Linked DNA regions of Homo sapiens: region 1 is linked to region 2. The links are chromatin loops, found by intact Hi-C in ENCODE. Cell type or tissue: MCF 10A. All regions are shown on one strand. Each heading gives the region's core, and the rest is flanking DNA. Links, peaks and the distances in the headings are about the cores only. Region 1 overlaps PCLO (piccolo presynaptic cytomatrix protein). Region 2 has its middle 7.7 kb from the start of SEMA3E.

What was found. Hi-C counts contacts between places; a loop is a spot of excess contacts. Peaks named below come from ENCODE experiments on the same cell type or tissue, not always from the same donor. Only the 100,000 strongest peaks of a DNase experiment are listed, where the experiment ranks them.
Region 1: it touches region 2 in a loop (26-fold over the local background); 9 of 110 quality-filtered maps call a loop at or near these places.

The regions. Positions count from the first base shown.
Region 1 is chr7:82,808,656-82,814,051 of GRCh38, reverse strand. All of the region lies in intron 20 of PCLO (piccolo presynaptic cytomatrix protein), which reads left to right. Among named protein-coding and RNA genes, the nearest start is that of PCLO, 350 kb to the left of the region's middle. In MCF 10A, for the core only: CTCF peaks have their summits at 3,005 and 3,204 (motif pointing left); no DNase peak of the experiment used is centred there.
Region 2 is chr7:83,654,107-83,659,502 of GRCh38, reverse strand. No RefSeq gene overlaps it. Among named protein-coding and RNA genes, the nearest start is that of SEMA3E, 7.7 kb to the right of the region's middle. In MCF 10A, for the core only: a CTCF peak has its summit at 3,334; no DNase peak of the experiment used is centred there.

The sequences.
Region 1 (5,396 bases), core at 238-5,237, 850 kb after region 2:
GTTCTTATCTTGAAAGTAACATTTATAGAAAAACAGTTGTTTATAAATTATCAATTAATTTCATCTTCCATTATCTACATTACTGATCCCATATAGTGGAAATTAATTGTATTGGCATAACAATAGAAAAACTGAAGATTATCACTTTCATTCAAATTTGAGGAAAAATGGAAAGCTTCTTACGAAATACTTGATCCTCAATTTCAAGTATATAATTTGATGAGTTTCAAAATATTTAATGCCAAAAGGATATTTGCAAACGTGCTTATCATTTATGAAAAATATGATCTGAATTACTTTTATTAGGTCATCATTTTTACATACATTTGCTGATATTATTTTTAGTGCAAATAATGTCACAGAACCTCTTCAAGGTGTTGGTGATACTACAGCAAACAAAATAGACAAATATTACTGTCTTCATGAATCTCTCATGCTAGTAATATTTATTGAATAATCAATTTAAAGGTATCTGGAAAAAATTATGAAGAGTCAGAAAAGTGAGTTTTGTCTATCTTCAACTGAGAGGAAAAAGAAAAATGCAATTGGTCACTGATTTACATTTAGGTGCAACCAAACATCATCATGTTTAAAAATATCTGGAAAATATAATTAATTATAATTTATTTGTTCTGCCTCTGGTTCTATCATAACCTGTACAATCCACTGCAATATAACCATCTATATATAGACAGAAAGTATTTTTTAAGGATCTATTTGGAGAAAGATTGATGAAATGATTGTTATAGATTAATAGATCATTAATATAATCTGTTTGGAGAAAGATTAATGACATTAGCTAGAGAGGTTAGGTCTCATGAGACCAGACGTGCATTTATCAAATAACTGTCCAAACTTCCTCTTTACTTCGTGGCCATTGACCAAATTGGAATAATATGAAAACAAACTGGAAATGTGCTCAACCTTTTTCATTTGGGCAAAATTTAATGAATTTTCAAAATGTTCGGATTCCATTTAAGGACAGCATTCTTGTTATCTAAGCAGTCGTGATGTAAGTTCTCACAGTTTCAGGATTATGTAAGAACTTTTTTCAAAATGACTATTTTTAGAATGACTTTTTACTCAAACAAACCTGCATGTTTTACAGTAGTCTTTATTCCTGCTTGAGTTTTTTTTTTCTCCAATTGTCAGTTGGAAATACCTATCTGACAGCCTAATGCAAGTGTAGTGCAAGCAAACAGCAAGAAAGAAAATGCTTCTGCTTCAAAAGAGAATAAAAGGAAGATTGAAAAATTAAAAATCGCCCATGAAAATTTGATGTAGCTCAAAATTGAATGTTTTTTCTTTCACATATGATCCCCCATGCTATTAATCTTTTAAAGATAAAGATCATTATTGTATTTGCATTTTATAGCACCAAACCGGAACTCAGCACTGGATACATTCTTTTTTCATTCTATTTATTCGAACATAGCTGGAATTACGGCCTGAATTTATTAAAGACAAAATGAATTTACTTTCTTAATTTTCATCTATGATAATGTCTTAGTCAAACTTTCTTTCATTATTTACTATACAATTTTAATTCTCACTTAAACTATATTTTAAGTGGTTTCTTCCAAAATCACTTCTGAACTAAAAACCCCTCAAAAAAAGGAAGACCTACTTAAAAGGCAACATTATGATTTCCTTTTAAAAGCAAGGATTATAGTATACGGAGCCAACATGTATTTTTTCATGTAAGAAAAAATTCCTCTATACCGTGCTATTAGTTAAGCTAACTTCATTTTCATTTGTTACATTGTTTTATACGATTACTTCTGTTTCCTGAAGTGATCATTGATCTTATTATCTATAAAGCCAGATAATGAATCATTATAAACAAACTAAATTGTTCATTAAGATGTCATTAAGAATTCAGTCATAAGGCCAATGTGCATGGAGAGAGAAAACTGTGAATATACGAGATTTACCATCTTTCTGGAACACAGCAAATGGAGGCAACCCGTCTTCATCTTCTTCTCTAAAAGGAGCTACTATGTGAATATGACATATCTTAAGGGAAATATTTTTATTTTTATAAGAAAAAAGCCTGCAACATTCCATTTCTCATGACTTGTCATACCTTTATAATAGATATATTGTTTACATATATATATAAAATATATCTGTAATGACTAATAGTCATCTAATAATTTGTCATTTAAAAAAGAAATTGTCAATGACATCCTTCCTTCAACTTCCATGCCTAACGACTTACAAATGACTGATAGAGATATCAGAGTTTCAACACCTGTATTTGTGAAAACTTGTGATTTGGTGGTGTGTGAAAACTACAAATAGCTCTATTGAAGCTAGCCCATTTTTCTAGTGTCCAGTTTGCTTTAGATTTTCCCAAATAGATAATAATTATACTGAAGTAGATTTGGAAAAAAATTAAACTTCTAAATTACTTTTAAGATGCAGTACCTCTTCTTAAACTAGAACCCCTGAACTGTAATAGAAAACATACATGAAGTGTGATTGTACATAATTCAAGGGAAAACATTCCAAATAATGCTGGCACAATGACACTTAAAACCTGAAATTTTCAGGTCCACGTTCAAAAGAAAATTAAAACATGAGATAAAACTGCAAAATCCCTTTAGTAAAAATATCAAAAAACAAAAACAGTAACAGCAATAACAACAGGTAGATGACAGAGACAGGAGGAGGGAAGAAGGAAAGGAAAGAGGGATGGACAGAGAAAGAAACAAAGAAAGAGAGGAGAAAGGTACCTGAAGTAAATACTAGCTAAATTAAAGCTAGCTACAGGGGGTAAAAATTCCCAAATACTTGATTTCTAAAACTGCTAGGTAGTTATTTCCGTTCCATCATTAAGTATTGGAATAAACAAAATTATTGATTGCTTTTTATTTCGGTTAATCTTAAAATTTTAGAGACTGTATCTAGGAAGATATTTACTACTGTATTAACCAAGTAATTTGGGAAAGTACAAGCTACCTACATAATAAATTACTCCTCAGAATATTTGGAAATAGCTCTGTGCTGGACCAAAGATATAAAACCAATAATGGAACATCATAGACAGCAACCTATTTACATTCCAAACACTAATTTTTTGGAATTTAGTAGGATAGGCAGAGACCTTGCCTTTTAAATTTCAGATAACTGGATGTGATATAAAAGTAGTAAAAGTGAAGTCTACAATTTAATCCGTGCTCTCAGAGCAAAGTGCTGCCATCATGTGGTAAGTACAGTGATAGCTTTGCATATTTAAGTACTGTGTGGTAGAGGGAAGAAAAGCCAACAGAGCAAACTAATTGAAGACAGATGTGCAGTCAAAGAGACACTACCGATTTAATTAAGGTTAGCCACAATGGAGTAATAAAACACAATGATGTTGAACCATCTAACAGCCAAAGAAAGTGAAATGGTCAAAGAATAATTTAAAACAGATTGAATTGCATCACAGAAGGTAACATTTGTTTACCTGAAATGCCCCCTCAATTAATTGAGTTACAAAAATGATTCAACGTTCTAAGATTTATTCTTTTAGGGCACAGGACCCTTTCTATGAGTGAGCTGATTCTATCATATATTTATAGCATCCACTCTTTCCTTTACTTGGTACTTAGTAATACACTTAAGATTTCAAAAAGAAAGTAGACACAAAAATGTAATTCATAAAAAATGGCCCCAAAGATGTATCTTATTACTAAGAAAAGCCTCTCAATGTTTATATAAACTTTTTTCATATGTAATACACAGGTGTGTAATACATTCACACATAGTAGGTCCTTGGTTTCTGAAACTCTAATTAAAAGAGTTGGAAGAATAAAGCAGAAGTTGAATATTTCTAAATTTTTGATTTTGAAATTATAAAATTATGGAAGATTATACTTAGTGTGTTTAAAATATTATTTCCCTCAATAACATAAAAAATAGAGATATATTACACTTAAATATAACCCAGAGCTCTCCAACTACCTACATACAAACATGGGATCAGGACAAGTTCTAGAGTCTGTAATAGTGCTGGCTCCCACAGAATGTTACTCTACATATTATTTTCTTTTGTCACTTTCATTTTAAATATATATGTAATATTTGTGATTATGAACTTTTTGAAATTCATAAGCTTATAATCTCTGATGGTTAGTGTATTCTCATTAAATATTTCCTTCAATCAAACCAGTGTTTTGGGAGATTGGGGTTAAAAAATATAGTTGAATGATCACCTTTTTCTATACAGTATGACAGAGTAAAGTTATCTCTGATTTTAAAAGCTAAAAAAAATGACTCCCTAAAGTTTCTTTGACAAAGAACATGGAAAAAAAGCTTCCATATCAAGTGGACTTCTTGTTGAGAAATTTATGATTTGTATAAAACACAAAGCTTGATTTAAAAAGTGAAATTATCTACTAAATCATTCAGATGTTTTGATTGGTTAAAGGAAAGAAGTATTAATGTATTATTATTATTATTACTTATTCATTAAATATTGTTCAAACATGGTTCCGGGACAAGCTTTTAAGGAAGTTACCAAGGAGAAAACATAGGCTTTGCTTCCAATAACGACAGAGTATGTGCTACAAGAGTCCAGACATAGGAGAGGTCACTTCTGAATGGGAGAATGAGGAAAAATGCATGAAGCAGGTGATTTCTGAGCTAGGCCTTTACAGATAACTTTAATTTAGATACAAGAAAGTGATGGGATAAAAGAGAGCTTAGTAAAGTTGGAAAGAAAAAAGCCAAACCAAAGGGAGCCAGAGTGAATGGACTGAGAGGGCTTCCATGTAAAGTGTTTGAAGGAGAATTACAAGAGATATATTTGGAAAGACCAGACCAATAAAAAACTCTTTTGAGAGGCAAAATAAAGAATGTGGTGGAAATTATTAGATGTCTTGAAATTACCTAAGATCCAGCCTCAGATAATAAAGTCCTAAATACACTTTATTTGTTAAAAAAAAGTTTGCCTTTATGCAGATTTAGCTCAATTTAATAGAATTGATGTTTTATTTCTTGAAGTCTGTTTCAAGAGAAAGAAATGAGTAAATACATGTTTCAAGTATCTGGAAAAGATATATTAAAATACGGATTCTTAGAACCAGCTTATCAAAACCTCTCCATTTTTTGTTTTATCACATTTTATGATATGCAGATACAGCCCAGCAAGAAGAAAAGATCTGTTGTGTGTTTTAATTTAATTCATTTTTCAGAAACTAACCAAATGTGAGGCTATATATCTCTGCACTACACTTAGATACCAAGTTAAGAATACAGAATTTAATCCAGCACCGGATGTTTTGTTGTGATAACTCCAAATAACTAGATTCATTTGAATTATTCACCTAATTTCTAACTGCCTAAAATTTCCATAGACAGAACCTTAGATGTAATCATGTTTTGCAGAGATGTTAGACTGATTCCAT
Region 2 (5,396 bases), core at 282-5,281:
ACAGCATGCACAAAGGCCCTGAAGTGGGAGAACGCTTACCTAGGTTGAGAATTATCAAGGGACTCAATGTGTCTTGAATGGGGTGAGGGAGAAAGAAAATGATAGATAAGGTCAAAGATATAGTAGGAGTCCGCATCAAGAAAGACTTCCTAGACAACTATAAGGATTTTATTTTTATCCTAATTGACATGGAGCAGAAGAGCATTTGTGGGAAGGGACCTAGATGTGTTCATTTATTTAGAGGGTGGAAGTAGGTTTATAGATGGAGGGAATAAAGGGCAGGTTAGAAACCAGAACATATTAAGGTACAGATGCTTATTAAACATGCAAGTGGAGATATCTGGAAGGCAAGTGGATATAAAATCTGTAATTTAGTGGAAAGGGTTGAATGGTTGAGTTTATTTGTATAAATTTGGGATCCTCAGCACTTTGATGTTACGAAAAACCATGGTCTTGGATAAGATTTCTAGAGGGTGTACTAGTCAGGGTTCAATAGAAGAAGCAGTTTCCCTAGAAGATAAATATGGATTTGTCATAAGGATTTCAAATTATACATTTTTGGAAGCTGATTAATAAGTCATTATAAGGTAGTTATGTTCCTGCCTAACAATACAGCTTGTTGTACAGAGGGTGGGTAGTCAGAAAAGAAGCTTACAAAACGAAAGAGAGAAAGAACAAGCTAAAACCTCCATGCATGAACAATGAATAAGAACCCAATGAAGACAGACGAAAACCAGTATCAGGTCTTGTCGCCTCTGATTTTGGTGATGTGGGTGTCCTGCAGAAGCTGGAGCCCTTAGTCATGGAGTTAAAGACACACGCCTGGTCTAGGAGACAGAGACGCTGAAGGAGGTTCCTTGGAAGGTGTAGCAGTGGCAGGCCGGAAAGCTGCCACTGAAACCAACGTGTAAGCAACCAGTGTGTTTTACAAAAATGACTGTTGTTTGTTTTCCACCCTTCAATTCTCCCAAGAATCTCCTTTTTGACTCAGCCAAATTGGAAATAAACACAAAAGGGAACTCTAGGAAAGGTGGTTCAGTTTAGCCAAGTTGACACATTGCAAATTTGCTATATTGGGTGAGTATGGATGGAGAACAGATGAAGTCATAGGTCTAAATCCTGTGGCACTCAAAAATTTAGAGGTCAGGAACACGGGGGCTTCTATGAAGTGTCTTTAAAAGCAGAAGGCAAAACTCTCTTAGTCCTTTTTTCGCTGCTATAATAGCAAACCACAGACTGGTTAATTAATTAATAATAGCTTATTTGGCTCATGGTTCTGGAGGCAGGAAAGTTGAGTTTGAGAGGCCACATCTGGTGAGGGTTTTTTTTGCTGCCTCATAACATGGGGGGAGGCATCCATGGTGAGGAGGTGCACATGTTTGACAGCAAGACAGAGAAGAAAGCTGGCTGACCTCATCCTTTCATCAGGAGCCCACTCTCAAGACAATAGCATTAATCCATCATAAAGGCAGAGCCTTCAGGACCTAGTAACCTCTTAAAGGTCCCACCTTTTAATACGGTCATAATGGCAATTAAATTTCAACATGAGTATAGCAGGGGACATTCAAGCCATAGTTATACCCTTCTTTATTAATTCTTAATTATTGTTGCCCACAAAAAGGATGTGATGGCTAGAGTTTGGACTATGCGATGGAGACTACCTTTTGAAGATGGAAAAACAACTACAAGATAGAAAGTGTTCATGTCGGTAATGATCCTTACTCTGGCACACCAGCCTTGGACTTACCCCAGGACTGTGTTTACAAGAAGGAGAAGTCAAATTTGTCATATTTAAATCACTGTTGTTTGGGTTTTCTACCACCTGCAACCAAACAAAATTCTAAATGATAGAGTAGATTCAGGAGAAAATGAGAGGTGAACAAATGAAGACAGAGTATAGACAGTATTTTGAAGAAATTAACTATAAGTTGGAACCAGAAATGAATCTTTCACTGGAGGATAAGTGAGATTAGGGGGAGATTTATTTTTATGATGGGAAACTACATTTTTTCTATGCTGTTTGGGAATTATTCAATAAAGAGGAATCATTTGATTATGTGGGAAAGATATGAAGAAATTGTATACTGAATAATGGAAAAAAAATGAAAAATTCTAGAAGGAATATTTAACTAACTTGATTGCTTATTCAGAATGGGGAAATTTATACTTGAATGATTTTCATCAAATGTCAATGTTAATATCGTTATAGTTGAAAAACTGTAGGAAATAGCGCATTCTGGGAATTTAAATGAATTTCCATAAATTTTTATCCTGTCATTGGAAATAAATAATATGTCATGATTTTAATACTGTAAAGCTTACTTCATTGAAAATAACTGGCAAGGTAGACTCTTATTTAAAACTTGTATCACTCAGGAAATCTTTAACTTGATTTTCACCCTTATTTGTAAAACATATTATTGTTTCTTGCATTTTAGCCCTGCATAACTCTTATCAATTTTATTGTACAAACATGATATACTAGTTCGCTTTTCTTACTTAGTTATTAAAATTTCTTACAGTAGAGTTTTAATTGAAATTCCATTTTTATAACTTTTCTCAACAATGATTAGTGATCTACCTTGAGATCATTAAACAATGCATTGAAATTCTCCTGGAATTAATTTTAGGCATAGCTCTACATGCATACACTAATTTCTCTTTGGAAACATGATAATTTCTTAGTCCTATATAATACAAAGTGAAATTCTAGGTTGAAAATATTTTTTCTATTTAGATCTCAAGGGAAAGATGTTGTTTTATTTTGTTTTTAGTTTTTGGCAATCAAGAGGAATGAGGTTAGAGGTTACAGCAGTTTATATTTTTTGTTCATATTTTTGCATTATTTATTGCTTACTATAAACATGTGATTATACAAAGAGGACCTGCAGGAATTATATCATTGTCTCATCGTAACAGTAACAGTAAAGATGCTTTAAGTATGAGACATGATAGTTAAAAATCAGGACTGATTTAATTTAGAGTTTTCTAAATTATAAAATTTAACTGAGTTTGCTAGATTTTAATCAACACATTTTCACAAAACATATTTGTCTATCACCTTTGTTTCTGGTATATTTATGGTCATCTTTTAAACAGTCTGAGCCATTTATTAAGCAGTATTTCCTGAACAGAATTCTTACTGTTAACACTTAAAAATTTTCCCCCTTAACTAGCAAGACCCATTCTTGAAAACTAGCTATTTTCAGAACATAAAGTGTCACATTATCATTTAATAAAGCAAATTCTTATTTTTGTTTTAAGAAACAAATTGTGAGCACAAATAGGTTTGTAACTATATTTCCTTGACAACTGAAAACATGTAGTACCAGTCCTGGCCTCCACATGGTGCTAGTGTTATGCACTGGAACATGAAAAGCCAGAACTACCTAGTAATGCAAAATAACCACTTATACCGCCCATCAAAAATAAACCCAATAATAAAACAACAGATTCAAATAAAAAGGCACTGCACCTGAAATCCTTCCTTATGTAAAATCTGGCTCATATACAATAATCATCTGGTTCGTGTACAAAATGATTTGCCAAATCATTTGTATACATTATAGTAAAGCTGAATAAAAGGTGGCAAAAATAACAATTTTAGATTTCTTATTCCATCTTTGGGATCTCACCAACATCACATTCTTTTTTCCATGTATTGTCTCTTCCATGGATGGCTATTTGGAATGATGTTAAGAAGAGGCAGTACTTATGGGGTGGTGGAGGGTGGGGAGAAGAGGCTTCAAAAGCCTTCTGCCAGGTTTTCTCCATGTTCATTGTGATTCCTTTGAACTATAAAATTCACTTTCAAAGCCAAAATATAATTTATTTTGAATATTCCTATTTTCAGTCATATTCTTCACAAATTTAAAGTTAATGTATGTTTCTCTTTATTTTAATGTAAAACAGGTATATTCATTGAGTTTGTCAGTTTTATGTGATGTGTAAAATTTTACATCTCTCTGCCAATTGTCTGACAGTTGAAAATACTATAAAATATTACACAATATTAGGCCATTTTGCTCAGTTTCTTGACAACTGACTAATGGATAATTGCATTGGTTTTATCTAAATCCTTCCTCTTCTTTTGTGATGGAATATAATTGTTTTCTTCACTTTATGCTAACAATTGAAACTTCATCCTCTATCAAGAGAATCTGAACAACTAAAGAAGTGCTCCAAATAATTAACAAGAAGAGACTGTTTGGTATCTAAGTTATCTTACGCCCGTGTAGATTGCCTTGCAAATAATACAAACTCAATAAATATTTATTGAATAAATCACACAATACCAACTGGTTTGGTTATGGCATTAACAGGGGCAGTTGAAAAATAATGGAGATTACAGAGCATGTGAAAGAGGACTCAAGACTTGGAAAGAAAAGAGGAAAATTAAAAATATATTACCCTGAATTATGATTTACATTCCTCCCTCCCTTTCTTCTTTCTCCTCTTTTTTTCTGCCTCCCTCCATCCTTTTTTTTTTTTTTTTTCAGGTATACAACTCAGAAACTGCTTGTCAAACAATTAGATCACTTATTGCCAGGAAGAAAAAAAAATATGGGCAGTATTAAAGTCTAGAATAAGATTAAAGAAATCAGTGGATAACTTCTTTACTGAAGTTTATGGCATTTATTATTGGTTTCATAGTGAGTCAATTTCTTAAGTGGACAGAGTATAAAATGTTGTCTTTAGTTTAGGTACATTAGTGGTAACATTGTTTGAAAATGTTGGAATCTTTTGGACAAAATAATCTAAACATCAGTAACTATGTGTAAATGATTTATTACCCTTAAACCCTTTCTTGGAAACTTCTTTCTTCTTTTGTGACCATAACCAGAAATATCTGTCTTTCTCTCTGTGCATTTCTTTACGTATTTATCTATGTATATATATTTCCAGAAATAAGAATAACCATTATTAGCTGACAATTTTTCTTAAAACATTTCTTAGTTCCCTTAGGAATTTGTTCTTCAATAATTTTGCCTACGTTATTTAGCCATCCTGTTATTCGTGTTTGCCGAGCCTAAAAGACTAGCCAAAACCCAACAGCCTACAAGGGTCGGTATTCAATTAACTAACCAAATCACTAATATGTGTGCAGCTGGAAATCTCAGAGAGTATGTTCTGCCATCTGACACAACCTGGAATATAGGACTTTATTTGCCGAGTTCAATCACAGACACTGATTTTTGAAGCACCAACTGCTTTGAAAGGTTTTTATTTTAAAACTATATATAGTTCATTATTAACATTTATTAAAGATAGGTTCCTGCTAGTATAGTATTTGGATAACTATTATGAAGTCTTTCCTAAATCATATTCTCTTAAAAAAATTGGAATGTTTGGAACATGGACCCTGGTGTCTGGGTTTAAAATGGCGATTATGCTGC